3 separate regions of the Homo sapiens genome follow, and all the other regions are linked to region 3. The links are chromatin loops, found by intact Hi-C in ENCODE. Cell type or tissue: ascending aorta. All regions are shown on one strand. Each heading gives the region's core, and the rest is flanking DNA. Links, peaks and the distances in the headings are about the cores only.

Region 1 (6,360 bases), core at 882-5,881, 110 kb before region 3:
CTTTTTTTCCATATGATTTCTCCATAGTTAAAAGATAAGCGTTAAAGTTTTCTACTGCTAAAGGATTTCTGCCTATTCCTATTTTCTGTAGCTTTGACACCATGTTTTCCATGCCAATTTATTTATCATATTGAACTGCATTGTGAGTTACATCCTTTATTATTATCAAGTTCCCCTTTTGTCTTATTTCATGTTTTTTGTTTTGAATGCAACCATAGTTATGACAGCTGCTCTTTTTTTTTTTGCATTTGCTTTGCATGTCTTTGCCTAATTTTTATCTTTATTATCCTTTCTGAGTTTCGTTGTTTTAGATGCATCTCACATATTACAAATAATTTGATTTCCCTTTTTTGTAAATTTGAGTCAATAGGTGAATTAGACAATTTAAACTTTTTATGGTAATATGTTGAAATGTTGTACTCTCATTTATGTTAGGATTCCTTTCTCTTACTTTTGATATTCCACTACATAGTCTATTTTGTTATCATGCCAACTTAATTTTTCACTCTTATTTTTTATTTTTGCCTGGATTCTAAAATTTTTCATTGGCCTTGAGGGCCAGTATGTTTACTTGGATACCTCTCAATGTTGATCATTCTGTATCAATTTTTTCTGAGCTACAGTATGCCCTTTCCATTTGTAGATTCAAGTCTTATTTTATTTCTAAAGAGTTTTACTGAGTAATATCTCCAGACTTCTTCTTAAAAGATACAAATAATGCATATGTTGCAATTCTTTTGTTTTCTGTATCTTTCATGTTCTCTCTAGTTCACTCTAACTTTGTTCATTTCTGGTTATTTTGCTTATATCTTTTGTTTATGTGTCTTAATGTTGCCCTCCTATTCCTCACTGTGATGTCAGCAGTGTTTCTTCTTAGTGTTTATTACAGTATGCTTGCATTTCCATGGTAGCTTTATTTTTCTCTTCTGCTTCCTTCCTGACCTTCAGAAGTTCTTGTTTCATTTCCTCCTGTGGTGGTGCTAGTATTTCCCCTGATCTCTCAATTGCTCTGCTTCCAGCCTCTTCATTGTTTCATTAAATTCATTGTTCATAGACATTTATTTTGTCATAATTTTCTACTTAATGGCAACTTGTTATTGGTGAGGATTCTTTATGTTCCCCTGTCCTCTTCCTCCTTTTGTCTTGTAAGTTATTTGTATAGATCCTGTGCTAGTTGCCTTTTTGTTACTCATCTTTAAATGAAGTGTGTTCTTCCTGATGTTGGAAGTGATCCAGGGTCTTGTTGAGAAGGGGATGAGCAGTTCCAGGCTAGCAAGAATTCTCCCTGGTTCAGGGACAAACTCATGATGACAAGACTATATGTGCGGGTTGTTTGAATTTTTACCTCTCTCCAGCCAACAGGCATTGGCAGCTACAGAGCAGGAGGCAATTCAGCCTCTCTCCTCCACCCTGCCTCACTAGGACACAGACTGATTGCAGCATTTCTGCACATTTTCTGCAGTTCTGCTTGCTCCACTTTCCTGTGAGGTCAAATGCGGTAAAGGGATGCTCCAACCCTACCCTCCATGTACCTGCCTTTCCTGTGATTCCGAAGAAGGGGTGGTTGGTTTTGCCCTCAAAGTGCCATCTACTTAAGAAAACAGTTTCCTGCCAGCTTTATCTGAGACCTGTGTTCCCAAGCACTCCCTCCAGGAGCCTTTGTGCACCCATATTTGATCTTCACTGCATTGAGAGCCTCTCCAAATATTATCTTTTGGGAGTTAGTCTTCAAGGTTTATCAAATATGAAATTCATATTTCTGTCCCTGTTTTCTGGCAAATTCTAAGGAGAAGGGTAGAAGACATATCTTTTGTCTGACCTTTTAAATGGAAATCCCAATATTTACAAGAGGTAAAAGGAATTTTGAAGTAAACATAAAGAGCAGCCTTAAAGTTGGGAAATGTCCTATCAGGGGAACATATATCCTGCCAATTAGTCATGGAAGAAGGTAGAACAATTACTTGACCTTTGCTTCAGTGGTTAGGGACCAGAAGAGCACCATGCAGACTATGTTCTTGCTGTGTATAACTGTTCCCTCCCTGTGAAACTTATTTCCCCCAACCCCTGCTTTCCGTTATGTTTGTCCTTTAGAATCTTTGGTACCAGCAGCATCAGCATCACATGGCAGCTTATTAGAGATGCAGAATTTTAGGCTCCTCCCCAAGCCCCAGAAGCAGCACAGGAATCTGCATTTAACAAGATCCCCAGATATTCATATGCACATAAAATTTGGGAAGCACCACTGTGGATCTCAGTTCAAGCACCAATTTGCTTCACTGATCAATCACATCAGGTTCCTGTTACGCATACTCATAAAATGATCCTTCAGAGCTCTCGCTCTGTAGCTGTGCATTTATTATGATAATTTTTTTCCTATTCCTGTGTATCTCTCTCACTAAACTAGTGTCAGGCTCTATGGCTTATCCCACAACCAATCAATAAATATTTGCCAAATGACTAAATGGATGTGCAAAATTCATATTTGTATCTGAGTATTTTTAAAGCCAGTTGGCACTGCCCATTCTCCTGCTAGTGGTCTCCCTGCCTCAGACTCATCCATGACTGCATCAGCCTTGGACTCCTCAGCCCAGCTCTCAGACTGGCCCTTCCAGAAGTGAGTGAGTAAATGAAGGAAAAAATGACATTGCTGAAAAATCCAAGAAATTTCATCATTCAGACCGCAGTTCCTCAACATCTCACATATCTGTAAATGCCACAGAGAGATTGTTTCCTGAGTGCTATTTTGGAAAATATAATCACGATTTTTGTGTGGGAAGAAAAGACACTCCCCACAGACATCAGAGCAGACACATCCCCCCAGCCCTAGTCCACAGAGGGTATATTGCAGGAAAGTCTTACTGAAAGAAAGAGGGGCTACAACAGGGCTGGATGGGTGCTGAAGATGCTGAACTCAGGCAATGGAATTGCTTTTGTCAGTTGCCCTCACCAGGTGTGGCTGTATGACTGAAATTGCCAGTCTCCCCTGCTGGTGGTAGGGACTGTTTTGATTAACCAAGTAGAAGGTGACGGTTTAAAACTAGTTTCCCAATTTGGGTAATTAAACCTCTGCTAAATATAGTAGGTTTAAAATGAATGTTCACAACATTGAAACAGAACATGCTAATTCTAAAAATACAGACTCCCTTGCTGTGAAAGACCTCTCAGGGGAGAACCGACATTGAAGCAAAACAATGATTTCATCCCTCCCGCCCACCATCCCCCAGCCTGTGAACCAATTTGTTTGAAGAGATGAGGCTCACCACACTACAGCAAAGGAACCAGAGCTGTTACCAGACACTAAGGAAACTAATCACAGAAAGTCAAAGGAAGAAAGGTTACAAGGCTGAAATTTCTTTTTGTGGGATCCTGTCCTGCACCAAAACAGGCCAACCAGCACTTCTTATGTCTACTCCATACAAGGTATATAAAACTCAAGTTAGTGGGGAAAGGAATTTTCATTAAGTCACTTAGAAATGAGAGACATGCAAATGAGAGAAACTGACTTTCTTTGAAGAAAGTGTAAACTTTCTAGGAAGCCTCTTTCCTGAATAATTAAATCACAGAGAACCTTGACTCTCTGTGGACTCAAAAGCAATTACACCCAGTTCTTAAACAGAGCTGTTCCCTCATCATAAAATCCCCTGTGCATTTCCCTCTGTATAACAACAAATGGTCCACAAACCTCCTTCAAAGAGTTGTCCTCACTTGGTGACTCCACTTCTCTCCCTGTTCTCTTTTATCTCATTCCAACCACAGAAAAAGCTTGTATTGAGGTCACATGCCTTCATGTTGCTCAATCCAGTGGTCAGTCCTTTCATATCAGCAGCATGTGACAAGACTAATGACTCCCTGCCTGAAAAATCTTCCCTTTTCATTCATTTGGCGTTTAGCCTACCATCCCCTCTTCTTTGTACTCTGACCTCAGTAGGGACGACTTTGCTGGAAAAGAAATTTAGAATTTGATTATGTGTGACCTAATCTCCAGTACCCATGTATTCTATTTTTGAAAGACTTGAATTTTCAATTATATTTGTAACAAAACCGTGTATGTGGAAATGATGGAATAACAGCCTCTTTTTTTCCAAGATGATATGTGCATCTTCAGACCTTTATACAGATGAGCTCTTTACCTCCATCTTCTAAAACTATTAATTAATCCAGAGAAGTGTGTTGCTATAAAATATTCTGTGAAGCATTTTCACTTATTTTTCTTTTCTTTCAAAGAAAACAATATGGCCCAGTTCCTGGCTTTTGAAGAACTAGAGAAAATCATCATCATTGGTGCCTCCAAGGCTCTTTGGTTGGTTCTGCAATCATAGGAACCCTTACCTGGTCTCCTGAGACATTCTCCTCTCTCCACACCATAGTACAACACCACCCACACACCTGATGGCAGAGCTTTTAGGTGAGCTTCTCCATCTTCTGGCTTAGAGTTACCCAGGAATAAAGAATAGCTCCTGTAGCTCTGAATCCTTCAAATCCCCCGATTGGCCCTTAACTGACTTCCTTAGTGAATCTGCAGACTTTTGGATGGGAGACAAATATGCACAAACTATACCTACAATTCAATGTAGGACAAAGGCTACCTGGTACAATATTAATATGTGCCTGCATTGGAGATTTTGGAATCTTAGGACTTAAAGAAGGGTCTAATTCGATTACCTCAGTTCCAGATGAGAAAATGAAGGCCCAGAAAAGCAAGTGATTTGCCTAAGATCTCACAGTGACCAGTGAAGGACCAGAGCTGGACTAGGCTCTCCCGTCAGCAGTTAGGGCTCTTCCCAGTGTCCTTCCTCTTCCACATGCTACTTGCCCTTCACTTTATAGAGTCCTATCTTCTGCAGGGAAATGCATTGATACAGTCCCCTGTGCTTTGATCTTGGTGTTACAGTTACATCTCTAGAGGATTCTTATATAGCATAGTATGTTTCACAGTTGGTCATCATTGGAACTCTCTGTTTTTCTGTGCTCTTGCCTGGACTTCTTTCAAAAGGAATCCATTCATTAACAAATCTTTCAGAAAAAAAAATGTCTGCAGCATTATCAGAAGTTAATCATTTAAATCTAAAGGAGAGAGTAAAAGGTTAGGTATAGTGGATTAAAGAGTTCTTTTTTCGAATGGGCACGGTGGCTCACGCCTGTAATCCCAGCATTTTGGGAGGCTGCGGTGGGTGGATCATCTGAGGTCAGGAGTTCGAGACCAGCCTGACTAACATGGTGAAAGCCTGTCTCTACTGAAAAATGCAAAAATTAGCCGGGCGTGGTGGTGCACGCCTGTAATCCCAGCCACTCGGGAGGCTGAGGCAGGAGAATTGCCTGAACCCGGGAGGCAGAGGTTGCAGTGAGCTGAGATTGTGCCATTGCACTCCAGGCTGGGCAACAAGAGTGAAACTCCGTCACAGAAAAAAAAAAAAAAAGAGTTCTTTTTTCCAGCTGAAGATAGTCAAGCGGGTTATTTTCTACTGTCTTCCTCGGAAAGGTGAGCATTCATTTGTTTCTCTGGCACATTAACATTCTCAACTAAGGTCAGTTGACTGGTTAGAACTACAGGTCTGATTTTCTTCGAGAGAACCCTCAAGATTTCTGATTTTACTTTCTTCCAAAGGAAATGTGTATTTTTTCTTCAAGTAATGATATTCAGGGGTATATTCCCCCTAAGTAATAGGTTAGCAAATTCTGTGAGCTTCAGGACTGAAGACTAATTCTTTTGCAATGCTGAGGTGGGCCTTCCAGCCCCAGACCTGGCCACACCCATCATAAAGATTTTTACTGATGTAATTAATAATTTGTATATGTATGAATTCTTTGGATTATTTCTGCTTTCTCAAGGGATATGTCACATTTATTTCCTCATACTCCCAGACCTGGCATAGAATAGTTAGTCGGTAAACATTTCTTGTGTTAAATTGTTGACTTTTCTTCACTTTTTATGGAACTTAATCTTCTGGCTCAAATCATACTGGCTTAATCATACTGTTCCATACTATACGTGTAGAGTAGATAAAGGCAGAAGGCAGGGCCTATTTATGCTTTTGAAACAAATGTAGTGAGCATGAATTTGTTTCACAATCCACAGGTACATGAAATAACACATTTCTTTACCTTTTACATATCTAATTCCAACTGAAGGAGCCTCTCCCATTCGAGTTGACAGAAAACCCAATCTCAGTCATTCTCTGGCCACCATCTACCCCACCCACCAACATAAGAAGGCTGAGGCTTGTGAAATCTATTTATGGAAGGGCCGCTGGTGTGTCCCACAATCTTTAATCACAGAACCTTGAAATACATTGTCCACCCCAACCTGATTTATTCCATGGTGGGTGACGCTGTTGCTCACTGAATAACAGACTCCACTGG
Region 2 (6,360 bases), core at 499-5,498, 270 kb before region 3:
GGCTCTGGAGAATTCAAAGGTGAATGAAATGGTAACTATCTTCAAAAAAGAGCCCTCAATCTCAGTGAAAGTATGAGCAAAGGTATAAAAGGTGCTAAGATAAAATGTGCCCGATGCTGGTTAATTTTATGGTTTCACTTGCGTATAGGAAAGTCATGGGTGATTGAGCTTAAAAATGAGCTTACGTGACTAATCAAGAGAAGACCATGATACGGCAGTTATAGAGAACAGAAATGGTTTGTCAACACTGAACTTTGAGGATGTGAACTTAGTGATGGTCAGCAGGATAGATTAGTGTATCCTAGCTGGCCTCTCTGCTTCCAGCCTCTTTAGATACTCTAATGATCATTTAACACAGAGGCTAGCTAGGAAGTTGATAGATTATATTACTGCTCAAACATTCCAAGGGAATAGTATACATCCCTAATCCAATAACCTCAGGCTGGGATGTGTCACTTACTTTAGACAATAAAATGGGAATACATAGTATATGCACCACTTTCAAGCAAAATTTTAAGAGCCATTTTATGGTTCTATAATACGCTCTTTTCTTTTTGCCCCAATGTCCCGATCAGGGCTGTTCCTTCAGTCGGGGTCCCAGAATGATTATACTTTGGAGCAGAGCTGCAGTCAACTCATAATAGACAAACGGCAGCATCAAGAAATAACTCTCTTGTTTTAGCAAGTGATACCAATTTGGAGATTGTTTGTTAGCGCAGCGTAACATCCTAAGTTCACTGATATGGGAAGCTAGTGCACCTTGAAGGTGAACACAATAAGGTCTTAGGCTAAACATAAGAAGTGATATTGGATAGAAAAGGGCAGAGATAATAAAAATCACAACAACGAGAAATCGACATCACTTAGTATTTATGTGTCCAGCAGTATGTTAATCACATCTCATTTAATCGTCTCAAAGGCAGAACTCAAACACATATCTAACACCACAGTATGTGCTCTGAATTTTCCCAGTAACCAACAAAGCTTGGTGATTTTTCGTGCATGTGTAGTAAGATTAACTCAGCAAATCTAGGTGGCTCAAGCCCTGCACATGCCCAAGAAAAACCTCTCTTCAAGACTGAACTTAGGCCAGCTCCTGAGAGTAAGCCTTGAGCCACAGGTATATTCTGCCTGGTAAGAGTGTTGTATGCCTCAGGCCTTGGAGCATGTGGTACCAGTTTGATCAGATAGTTTATGCTAACAATGTGATGCATGATGGCTGCCTGTTCCTTCTCTGAGGAGCTGAAGTCTGAGTAGCTGAGGTAAGTCATACAGGTGCTGCATGACTATGTGGCTGGCCTCCATTAAAAACATCAAAGCTCAAGTGTTTCCCTGGTTGACAACACTTTGCATATGTCACACGGTATTGCTTGCAGAATTAAGTGCATCTGTGCAATTCTACTGGAAAAAAACTTTTAGAAGCTTGCACCTAATTTCTCCTGGACTTTTCCCCACATATCTTTTGCTTTTCAGATTTTAGTCTGTATTCTTTCACTAAGTAAAACATAATTGTGACTATAACAACTTTTCTGAGTCCCATGCATCCTTTTAGCAAGTCTGAGGGTGGCCTTGGGAACCCCTGATACAGTAGTGTACATGAGACAGGTTAATGTCAAAGATGACACCAAATTTCCAAGGCCAGGTGATTCAGAAAATGGTAGTTTAGTGAACAGATACGGGAAAGTCAGAAGGAACTGGTGAGCTGGGAGGGTGGGTAAAGAAAGAAGCCGAGGAAGCAAGTGGAGGATGGAAGGTAAATTTGGTAGCTGACATTCAATTTGACTTCCATATCCAGGTAGGAACATCCAATGGGCAATAGAAAATGTACAACTGGAATCTGTGATGAAAGCCCAGAATGGGAATATAGTTAATGGTTAAAACCATGAGAATGAATAAGGCACTGAGGAAAAGATTAGAGAAAAAAACAGCAAGGAGTTGAACACAAACTGTGAAGGATGAAACTTGGCTGTCTACATATGAAAAAACAATGAGAAGGAAAACAAATTTTACCTATTTTCAATTCATCATGAAAGATTCTGTTTAATTTTATATATTAAGCTAGTTATACTGTATACTTTTCACAGGAAATATTTGCTAAAGAGTTTTTTCTTGATACTAAATAACATTTTAAAATCAGCTGTATTTATTTCCTCATTGAAGCCTCATTTTAAGGGCATTTAGAAGTTTGTCTTATGAGCAAAATATTCAGATGTAATTATGATAAGCATTGAAATATATATATATTTATATATGAAATAGTTTGGAGTTATTTCCAAATAAACTGGGGCAGAGAAAAGCCCCAGTCATTCCTGATGCTACTTCATGTATCTATGTGGCTAACACCAGGTCTATTTCTATATGTTTATTTGCGGTTTTAGCTACCCCAAAAATTAGGGTCAAAAGAAAGATAACAATAAAGTCAGTCAAGGTCCTATGGGGTTTCATTTCACTTAACACATTTCTATTTTTCTGCATTTTCTTTAAATGGCAAACAGAGCTAGACACCAAGAGCATCGGACTCAACTCAAGCCACTCACTTTTGTTTCTGCTTCCTCCAGAGGTGATTTTTTAAAAATATTCTCATGTGCTTTTAGACTTTTATTCTTCTATGGAAGAACATGTTTGATCATTTCAGAAACTCCTTTAAATAATGTTGCTGTCAAAATCAGAGTTTCTGGCTGACTTCCCCCATTTCACCGGAAGAGGCAGCCCCCCAAGTTTATGACCTCAGGTACTTCTTACTGAAGTTTTAGAAAATACTGGATCTGCCTTCACTTTTCGTTTTCATTTTCTTAGCCCTACTCTTTTGTGTGAGAGAATACATGTTTATGGCTATCTTTCAAAGAGATTTATGAATTGGTTCTAGGGCTGCATATGAGACAGTGAGCGCTAGGGAAGTCAGTTCTACAGCCAGTTGCACCCTGCTACACTTCCTTCAATGAAGAGTTCCAGTCCATCATCTTAGGGTCAAGTTGTTGAGAAAGTCTTCAAAGTGTAACATTCAAACTAGTGTCTCAAAAGCTCCCCCATGTGTGCGCATGAAAAATAACTCATCAAGGGAAAGTTTCACTGGAGTACATGCAGAATAAGAACAGGGACCAATTTTCAGATCTAAAAAATGTAAGATACAAGAAAACACCACATTCTATAATTATCATTTTATTTACATGTGTCATGTTTAACATCTAAAAGAATAATTAGGTGGGCTGTTTTGTACAGATTATAACATTAGCAAATGAAATGAATGCACTAAAAACAATTATTTTTCTGTAAAAGGTATGAAAAAACAGGGCAAAAAAATGAAAAACACTTGGAATTTTTCCAACCATAAGTATACTCAAAAAAGAAATGATAAGCCCTCTGAATATAGTAACTGATTTATGTTTTAGCCCAAGAAATGAATTCTATGAAAATAAACCAACCAAAACATTAGTTGTACTTTCCAGAAAGCAATTGCCTAATGGAAATGCCTTCCATTTCTCCTTTTAGCCCATTTATCTTTCCCTTAGGGGAAAACACACTACAGCTAAGACTACTGTGTAAATCAGCTACTTCCAAGCAAAAGGTGTGCTTCCCAGAATATTAAAACTAAGGCTGGCTTGAAAGATGTTCTATTCTAACCTCCCTCTTTTATAGGTGAAGAATGTGAACTCAGAGAGGTGAATGGACTTGTCCCAGTTCAGAGAGTTGGCGGAAAATTTGAGAGCAGAACCCTAATCTGTTTTATAGTTCAATCATTATCACTTTATACTATTCTGCCTCCCAGTTTTTAGTAATAGTAACAAATTATAAATAGAAAAAATACTAACAAATATTTCTAACGCTAAAATGTGCTGATCATTTACTCTGTGCCATTTAAAATGCCTTTAAATACATTATATGAATTAGCTCATTTGGTACTAAGAATTAACTTCTGAAAAAAAGTTGTATTCTCTCCATTTTACAGATGAGGAAATCAAGGCACAGAGAAGCACAGTACCTACCCAGGGATCTTAAAGAGTAAGTGTTGAAGCTACTGTAATAGCTAAGCAGTCTAACTCTACAGACCAGATTCTTAACCACAAATAACTAAATAGTATAAAGAAAATAGAATTGTTATTCAAAATTCAAAGGGGCATCAGCTATGGTATTAAATCTTATCTTTTGGCAACATAAAATTGAAACCTGTGATAATTCAAACAGAAATAGGGACCAACTTGAAACTAAAAAACAGCAACTAGCTTAAAAGAAAAACCCTTACCTAATTAGGTGAACAAACTTGAAGCTTTCCAAGTACTGAACTTCATACAAATCATACAAATAGAGGGGCAGCATTTTTCAGTATGGTAACGCAAATCATGCCACCCTATAATTAGAAATTATTCTTACCTATTCATTAAAGCAATCCCTGTCCTAGGCAATTATTGGTTAGCCTAGTTTTCAAGTAATAAAACTAAATGTCTTAAGTGGAGGTAATCTCTACTACTTTTCTAATTGATCCAAATTAGTATGAACTTCTTAAATAAACAATGACCACTCAACTTCCAAATCCAATGGGAGCCTGAAGTCTGACCTTGCCAAGCCTCTCTGCAGTCTTTGACTCTGTTTGCTTCCTCTCTCCTCCTGACATGATTTCCTTTCTTGGCTTCTACGACATCACTCCCCTGGCCCTTGCCTGGTGCTACAGATCACTCCTTCACTGTAGCAAGTTCCTCCTCATCTATTTGATTGTTAAAGGTTGGTACTCCCAGAAGTTTGTTTCTGTTGGGTTCTTCCTACTCCCCATCCCCACACTCAGCTTGAGTGACCACAGCCACACCCACTTCTTCTACTACTACTCAGGGGCTGATGCTCAGCTTCCAAACTGGGGTGTCGCAACTAGTCCTCTTCCCCAATGCCTACACTGTCCATGGAAATACCTCAAATTCAGCATAATCAAATCCAAATCCCACACATTTCACCAAAAATCCTATTCCTCTTCTTGTATTCCTTATTTTGCTTAATGGATCCCACCAGTCAACAAACCTAAACCTTGAATCATCGAAAAGTCCTTCCCTGTCTCCCAGAATACATACAGCTTGGCCATAATTGCAACGAACTGTGCTTTCTAAATTGAACCAGAGTCTTCCACTCTCTCTTGCATTCTCATGAAAATCATCCAGACTCCGCCTTCATTGCCACTGTTCCTCCACAAGCCAAAAACCTGTCCCAGATTGGATTCCACCAGAAGTAGAGCCTGAGCTAAGAATTTAAGCATGAGTAGTTTTTCGAGAAGGGATTCCAGGAAGCAAAATGTAGGAGGGTATGGAAGAATGGCAAGTATGGGAAGGAACAATACTGGTGTGTAAATGACCAGACAACTGCTGTGATCAGGTGAGACTCAATGTCACCGGGAACCTCCAAGATATTATACAAAACCTGCTGCAGACTCATCCTCACCAGGGGTGAAGAATCTGAGCTATTCATGCATCATTGTCTGAGCGATGCTCTCAAGGATGTTAACTTCTGGTGCTTTGGGCCTGCCTCATTACAGTCTTGCAAACTTGTAGTCTCTGAGACTTGTAGCTGTTGTCTTGTACAGTAACAGTGACTGCCAAGGGAATATGAGAGGGGCACTGGCAACACTTGCCACAGAAACCTTCCAAGGCTCTCATAAAATCCAAGTGCCTCTGGTGCAGCCTGCAAGTCATTCCATGACCTGTGTCCTACTTTCTTCTCCAGCATCATTTCTCAGTCTTTCTGGTCTAATATTTATGTGCTATAATCCTATCAACCTACTAACGGTCCCCAAGTCCATAATGCTATTGCCACCTCTGTTTTGTACTTACTACTCCCCCTTCTCAGAATGTCCACCTCTGTCTCCCAATCCTATTTTCATCTACCTGGAATACACCAACTTTTTAGGAAGATACAGCTCTCAGATCTCTTTCTCTCTCAAGAGCCTTCCCTCAATTCCTTGTACCCTAGCTGGGCACTTCCACCTGTGCCACTGCCCTGCCTTCTGTCTCTCTCATCAAATTGCACAGTAGTTGTTTGTGCACATGGCTACACCAGGCTGCCAGAGTGTGAATTCCCAACAAGAAAGGACTCTGCATAATTTGTCTCTGTTTCCCCAGCACCAAGCCCAATGCAAAAAAAAGAGGAAAAATTAAATAATAATAATTCCTGAGTTATATATTATACAAAATAAATAATAAATCTGTAATTAAAATGGCAAACAACAGCCAGACCAAGGAAACTTTGGAAAAAAATATATAGTAATTTTCCCTTTAGTACGTGCTTTAAAAAAAAATGACTAATTAGGAATTTTGCTTTCTCTACCTATGAGCTATAAATCAATTTTTTTCACTCTGCTTCAGCTTCTCAAGCTGTGTGCCTCTT
Region 3 (6,360 bases), core at 744-5,743:
AGGGGCTAGTACACAATATTCCACATCCTAACCTTCTTACCCTCAACTGGCAATAATAACAGTTTAGGAGGAAGAGACAAAGAGGAAGAAGAGTAGTAAGTTATAGAATGTACAGGAAAAGGGGATTACAAGAGAGTTTTAACAGAAACCTGCTCAGTCTGAACATATAAAAACAGCTGCCATATACAATTGACTCTTTGTATTTATGGGTTCTGCATCTATGGATTCAACCAACCACAGATTGAAAATATTCAGAGGAAAAAAATGGATGGTTGCATCTGTACTGAACATGTAGCATTTTCTTCTTCTTGTTATTCCCTGAACGAGGTGTCCTCAACCCACAGGCCACAGACTGGTATCAGTCCATAGCCTATAAGGAACCAGGCTGCACAGGAGGAGGTAAGCGTTGGGCAAGTGAGTGAAGCTTCATCTGTATTTACAGCAGCTCCCTGTTGTTCACATACTGCCTGAGTTCTACCTCCTGTCAGATCGGCCGCATTAGATTCTCATAGGAGCGTGAACCCTTTTGTGAACTGTGCATCTGGGGGATCTAAGTTGTGTGCTCCTTATGAGAATCTAATGCCTGATGATCTGTCATTGTCTCCCATCATCCCCAGATGGGACCATCTAGTTACAGGAAAACAAGCTCAGGGCTCCCACTGATTCTATATTATGGTGAGTAGCATAATTATCTCATTATATATTAAAATGTAATAATAATATAAATAAAATGCACAATAAATGTAATGCACTTGAATCATCCCGAAACCACCCCCACCCCCACCCCAGCAGCCCTGGTCCATGGAGAAATTGTCTTCCATGAAACCCATCGCTGGTGCCAAAAAGGTTGGGGACTGCTGCCCTAAACAATACAGTACAACAACTATTTACATGCAAGAGTGAAAAACTGCAAGAGTCATTCTTTCCTTGTTACTGGTCTCCCAGCTGTTGGCAGGTACAATTTTGTTTTAAAGTACCTTTAAATTATTGTTCATAAAGGACCACAGAAAGACCAAGCCTAGGAGTTCATGGATGATTCTCCCTGCTGCCAGCCCTTCCATCTTTCAGTCATGGCACTTACCATCACAACTGGCCTCACTGGGATGTTCTCTTGTGAAGTGCCTGGTGGGAGATCATTCCATTCTGGAAATTTAATAACATCCTTTTGGTTTGGGGGCTTCTTTGGATATGGTTTCAGGGGTGAAGAAGGAGGAAATCTAAAACCCAAGAAGAAATTCTCTATTACTGCAGTCAGTGGGAGACACAGATATTTTAACAATAGTCTCCACTTTGGTGTATCTGAAAATTTATACAATAATTTGTACAATATTTATACAATAATTACATAAATTTTAATTTTTTAAACTGCTCTATACCATACCTGATAAAGAAAAGAAAGGTGATTGAATACATATTTTTTATCAGATAATATTTTTCTGCAGTCTTGTTAGAAAAGGATACAATGCATTACATTGCACTGCAAAAGCAATGTAAGAACTCTAGTTCTTAATGTTGACATAAAAGGCAGCGGGTTGTTGACTTTTATTTTGACTTTTTATTTACTTAAGCCAAAAAAACAGCTTAAAAATCTTACCCATGTTATCCACAGAAAAAAATCATACAAATAACTAAAGACCTTATCTCAAAGCAAATGCAGAAATAAAGAATTATAAAATGTCTATAGTGTTCAAGGGAAGTTTATATGAAGGTGAATCTGGAGACTCACCAACGAGAGTACTGAAGGAAACAGAATGTGTCACCTCAAAACATTCCTCTTTGACATAATTTTTTGGGGCTAAAGGCCATTTGAAGCAAATATGGAAAAGTGCTTTGTCTTTCCTCTGTTTGCCTAAGAGCAGAGTATTATTAATATAAATACAAAAAGTCTATCTTTCCCTCTTTCCTGCCTCAAAACAGTAGGTAAATTCTCCTTTACAACCTTTATCAGCTTAGAGACTACACCAGAGGCATCTAAGCAGACTTCATTAGTTTCCCCATAAATTTACCTTCCCACACCTTCCTGCCTTTGGAAGCCTTAAACTGCTTTCATGTGTCCTGACGCTTCTCTAAAATTTATTGCTCTTTGTTGAAGACCATATAAGCTGGGACTCTAAGGCACTGCATCTAGTTATTTTTCTCCCACGGGATGTGCACTGCACACATTAACAAACTTGCTTGTTTTTCTCTTGTTAATCTGTCTTTTCTTGCAGGAATATGTCCCAAGTATGAACTTCTGAAGGTTGAGGAAAACTATGATTTCTCATCTTCAAATAGAGAAACATTTCAAAAACAGTCGCAATAGATTTGAAAAGGAATGACAAGTGGAGAAAAGTTGCATTTCATCTTTTCTGAAAAGAATATCCAATAACTATTTTAAACATCAGTTTTGGGTCAGTTAAAAAAAGAGAGTTCTGGAAATCAGTAAATTAAGTTAAAGATAGTTTAAAGTTTGGTAATCAAGTTACCAAGGCAGGTGTTCCCAAAAGATTCCAAAATATAAACTAAATGAATCTCTATAGCCAAAGCATCTTTCTTTATAAATAAAGGGTGGCTTATAAAAGTCCAATTTTATTTCCTACAAGTCAACAATCCCAACAAATGCCCATTTCCAGACAAAGTACAGCATTTATGCATATGTATGTGCACATATGCTCACATACAGGTAGGATATTGAATGTAATTGCCGGAGTTCACAGATCACCCACTTCTCAGTTCATTCAAAACTAAACGCAATCCCTACTCCCATCCCACCACTAATGCCCTCTGTTTATTCTCCCACTTCATTCCCTCGACTATGGCATAAAAATTTTTGGACCTGAATTCCAGGCTTTCTCACAAACTCTCTATGTGTCTTTTGGAAAGTATAAGTCTCTCTAAATAATAATTTATTTATTTGTCAAATGAAGGAATTAAATTGGATGACCCATAAATTTTCTCCTAAGTTCAAAAAGATGCTTCTTATATTCCCATAACCAGAAAAAAGTAGTATCTTCCAAAGACCAAAACAGAATTTGTTACATGCAAAACTGTGACTGAAGAAATACCAGGAAATCACCTTTTTCCTCCACACTAAGAAGATGAGATCTTTGCTGTCAGTAATATCTGCAGTTACCAATAGAAGGTGTGCTATCTATTTTCACAGCAGTCTGACAACTTTGTCTGAGAAAAAATGCAGAAGAGCTCCCTCCAGTGGAGTACTTCTATTTCGGGCATTGAAAGTTAGCAATTTAATCCTAATATTTTAATAATGTAATATTTCACCTGTTAAAGATGATCCAGTTCAAATGCCACATTTTTCACTCAGAGAAATTAAGGCTCAAAAGAGGAAAGCAACTAATTTAAAAGCCTCACAACTGGCCAAGAGAACAAACCATCTTACACAAAGGATTTGCAAGCCTTTTATTAAGAAAATTATAAAATTTTTACACAAAAAAAAGACAGTGTGCCCCCCTAAAAAGAAAGAAAACTATAAAATTTTATTGAAAGACATTAAAGAAGAACTAAATTGATAGCTATATTATGCTGGTGAATAAGATTCTTTCTTAAACTCAGGTTCAAGCAATCCTCCTGTCCTTCTGTTTCAGCCTCCCAAGTAGCTGGGATTACAAGTAGTTGCCACTGTGCGCAGCTTGGTGAATAAGATTCCATATCATACAATGTTAATTTTCCCCCATGAAGATACATAGTTACAAAGAAAATTTAATAAAAATATTAATATAAAAATTTTTATGAAACATCATAAACTTATTCCAAACCAGGCACGGTGGCTTACACTTGTAGTCCCAGCTACTCGGGAAGCTGAGATGAGAGGATCACTTGAAGCCAGGAGTTCAAGACCAGCCTGGGCAATAAAGCAAGACCCCCATCTCTAAAGTAAAAAAATAAGAAACATGATCAACTGATTCTAAAATTTATATGAAAATGCAAAGGCCCAAAAATAAGACATTCTTAAAGAAGAAAAACAAAGTGAGGTGACTTGTCCTATCAGATATCAAGGCTAACATAATACGGCAATACTGATGGCAGAGACCATAGTTCCTCAAGCTCCGCACTGTTGACATTTAGGGCCGGATAGTTCTTTGTTGTGGGGAGCTGTCCTGTGCACTGGGGGATGCTGCTAAGTGCAAAGCATCCCTGGCCTCTACTCACTGGATGTTAGTAGCACCCTACACACAACACACACACCTGTTGTGACAACAAAACATTTCTCCAGACATTGCCAAATGTCTTCCGCAAAATGGCCCCCAGTTGCGAATCATGGGCCTAAACAAAGACAATTCAAAACAAATACACACTACTCTTTAGAAACATGATTTATGATAGAGCAGACATTACAGATCAGTGGGAAAGTATGGACTGTTCAATAAATAGTACTGAGCCAACTGGTTATCCATTTGGGAAAAATGAAATTGCATCCCGGTTCAGCCTGCCATATTTCCAAAGGTGTTTACAATCATACCTCCTAACCATATGCTCTTTTGCAATATGATCTTGCCACTACTGTATCAAGAGGCAGAATGTCTTTCTCTACCCTCTTCAAGTCTAGGTGAGCCCTGTCTAACTGCTTTGATAAATACAATAAGGAAGAAGCACTAGCCTAACTGGCTAGAACTCTCTTCCTGCCTCTTGAAACTCTCACTCTTGTATAACTCATTATTATGAAGCTCCCTCTTGGAAACCAGCCATCTTATAAGAAGTATGACTACCGTGAGCCCACCATGTTGTCAAATACCTAAGCAACAGGAAGAGGCCCTAGAAGATGAGATACTGCAAGGAAATAAACTGAGGTAAAGGAGCACCAAAATTCCAGATCTGCAAATAAACAAATATTCCTGGAGGTGGATTCTCTAGCCTCAGCAGCCGCAGCTGATGCCCACCTAAGCAACCTTCCAAAATTCCTGATCCACACAATTATGTAAAAACTACAATGGGCCGGCACAGTGGCTCACACCTGTAATCCCAGCACTTTGGGAGACCAGGGTGGGTGGATTGTCTGAGGTCAGGAATTCGAGACCAGCCTGGCCAACATCGTGAAATCTCGTCTCTACTAAAAATACAAAAATTAGCCGTGCATGGTGGCGTGTGCCTGTAATTCCAGCTACTCGGAAGGCAAAGACAGGAGAATTGCCTGAACCCAGGAGGCGGAGGTTGCAGTGAGCTGAAATTGCACCACTGCACCACTTCAGACTGGGCAACAGAGAGAGACTCCACCTAAAAAAAAAACAAAAAAAACAAAAAAAAAACTAAAAAAAACTACAATGGTTATTTTAATCCAGTAAGTTTGACATAGTTTTATTACACAACAGATAACTAGAAAAGAAATGTGTGGTATCTGCAACAGGATCGGGCAGTGAAATGGATGCATGAAGGGCCTCAGATGGACTTCTTAATAGAGGTTGAAAGAACAGTAAGGAAGTTGTTGTGAAACAGTATGGAAGGTGGAGAAAAAAATCTGTGTTGCACAGTGGCATAAATTTCAGTACAACTGTCACCTGTGGTAATAGGGAAACTAGAAAAGGTGGATCTGGTGAACAAATTTCCCAGGATGAATGATGAAAATGACAACTGGTTTCTTTTATAACAGCTGCAATAACCAGGTGTGGATTGTGCCAATTTAAGAATGATGAGGTGGATAAATTTGAAAAGAAGAGCTTTATTTCTCATAAAGGGTTTCAGCCTGTATGCTGGCCATCCCACAGGATGGGAAACAAAGCCTCCAACAGCAGCTGAGAGCAAGCACTTTGAGGGAGGGGTAAAGGGAACAGGAATTTATGCTGAGTGAGGTAGCCAAATATGCATATTTAATAAGCTAAAGGAAGAGTCATGAATATTTATGAAAGAAGAAATATGCACATGTGCAATTGCGCTTCATGCACCTTTCATGGGTTGCATGTTCAAAAAATGGTGGCATTAGCATGATCTGAAAATGGAGTTTTCAGCCCACTGATGTCAAAAGATGAAGCAGAGGACACAAAACCATCACCGTGTATCCTCCACCAGTCAGCCAAAACCGGTCTGGAGATGGTGGTCAGTTTTTAGCAAGGGATGTATTGTGAAATTGCAAAAAAAGTAGGAAGAGTCCAGTCACAGCCTCAGATGATTGGCTTAAGATGATAAAGCAATGAGTCATCTGTTTCTTGTTCTCCAGAGCTGGTTTCTGTTTATTTCTTAGGAAAGAAATCTGGTTAAAGGTTACTAAGGAAGGGACATACTGAGGCTTGTCCAACCCCCTATCCCATCATGGCTAGGAACTCAGTTTATAAGGTTTCTTTTTTGTAGAATCCTTTTTATTTATTTATTATTTCAATAAGTCTTGAGGGACAGGTGGTGTTTGGTTACATGAATAAGTTCTTCAGTGAT

The links. A loop is a pair of places that touch in the nucleus more often than their neighbours do. Peaks named below come from ENCODE experiments on the same cell type or tissue, not always from the same donor. Only the 100,000 strongest peaks of a DNase experiment are listed, where the experiment ranks them.
Region 1: a loop joins it to region 3, with 2.4 times the contacts of the local background. A loop is called at or near these places in 2 of 110 quality-filtered maps.
Region 2: it touches region 3 in a loop (2.5-fold over the local background); 7 of 110 quality-filtered maps call a loop at or near these places.

Annotation. Positions count from the first base shown.
Region 1 is chr5:60,538,426-60,544,785 of GRCh38, forward strand. The region is part of intron 3 of PART1 (prostate androgen-regulated transcript 1); the gene reads left to right. Among named protein-coding and RNA genes, the nearest start is that of PART1, 54 kb to the left of the region's middle. In ascending aorta, for the core only: no CTCF peak of the experiment used is centred there; DNase peaks (open chromatin) are centred at 2,566 and 3,216; H3K27ac peaks cover 5,000 bases.
Region 2 is chr5:60,379,946-60,386,305 of GRCh38, forward strand. It overlaps a transcript of PDE4D not described here. Among named protein-coding and RNA genes, the nearest start is that of PART1, 100 kb to the right of the region's middle. RefSeq lists an enhancer at 3-52. In ascending aorta, for the core only: a CTCF peak has its summit at 3,030; no DNase peak of the experiment used is centred there; H3K27ac peaks cover 4,908 bases.
Region 3 is chr5:60,646,317-60,652,676 of GRCh38, forward strand. DEPDC1B (DEP domain containing 1B) reads right to left here. Exons shown (of 11, transcript NM_018369.3): 3 at 1,082-1,217. Among named protein-coding and RNA genes, the nearest start is that of DEPDC1B, 51 kb to the right of the region's middle. RefSeq lists a silencer at 5,786-6,080. In ascending aorta, for the core only: a CTCF peak has its summit at 3,171 (motif pointing left); no DNase peak of the experiment used is centred there.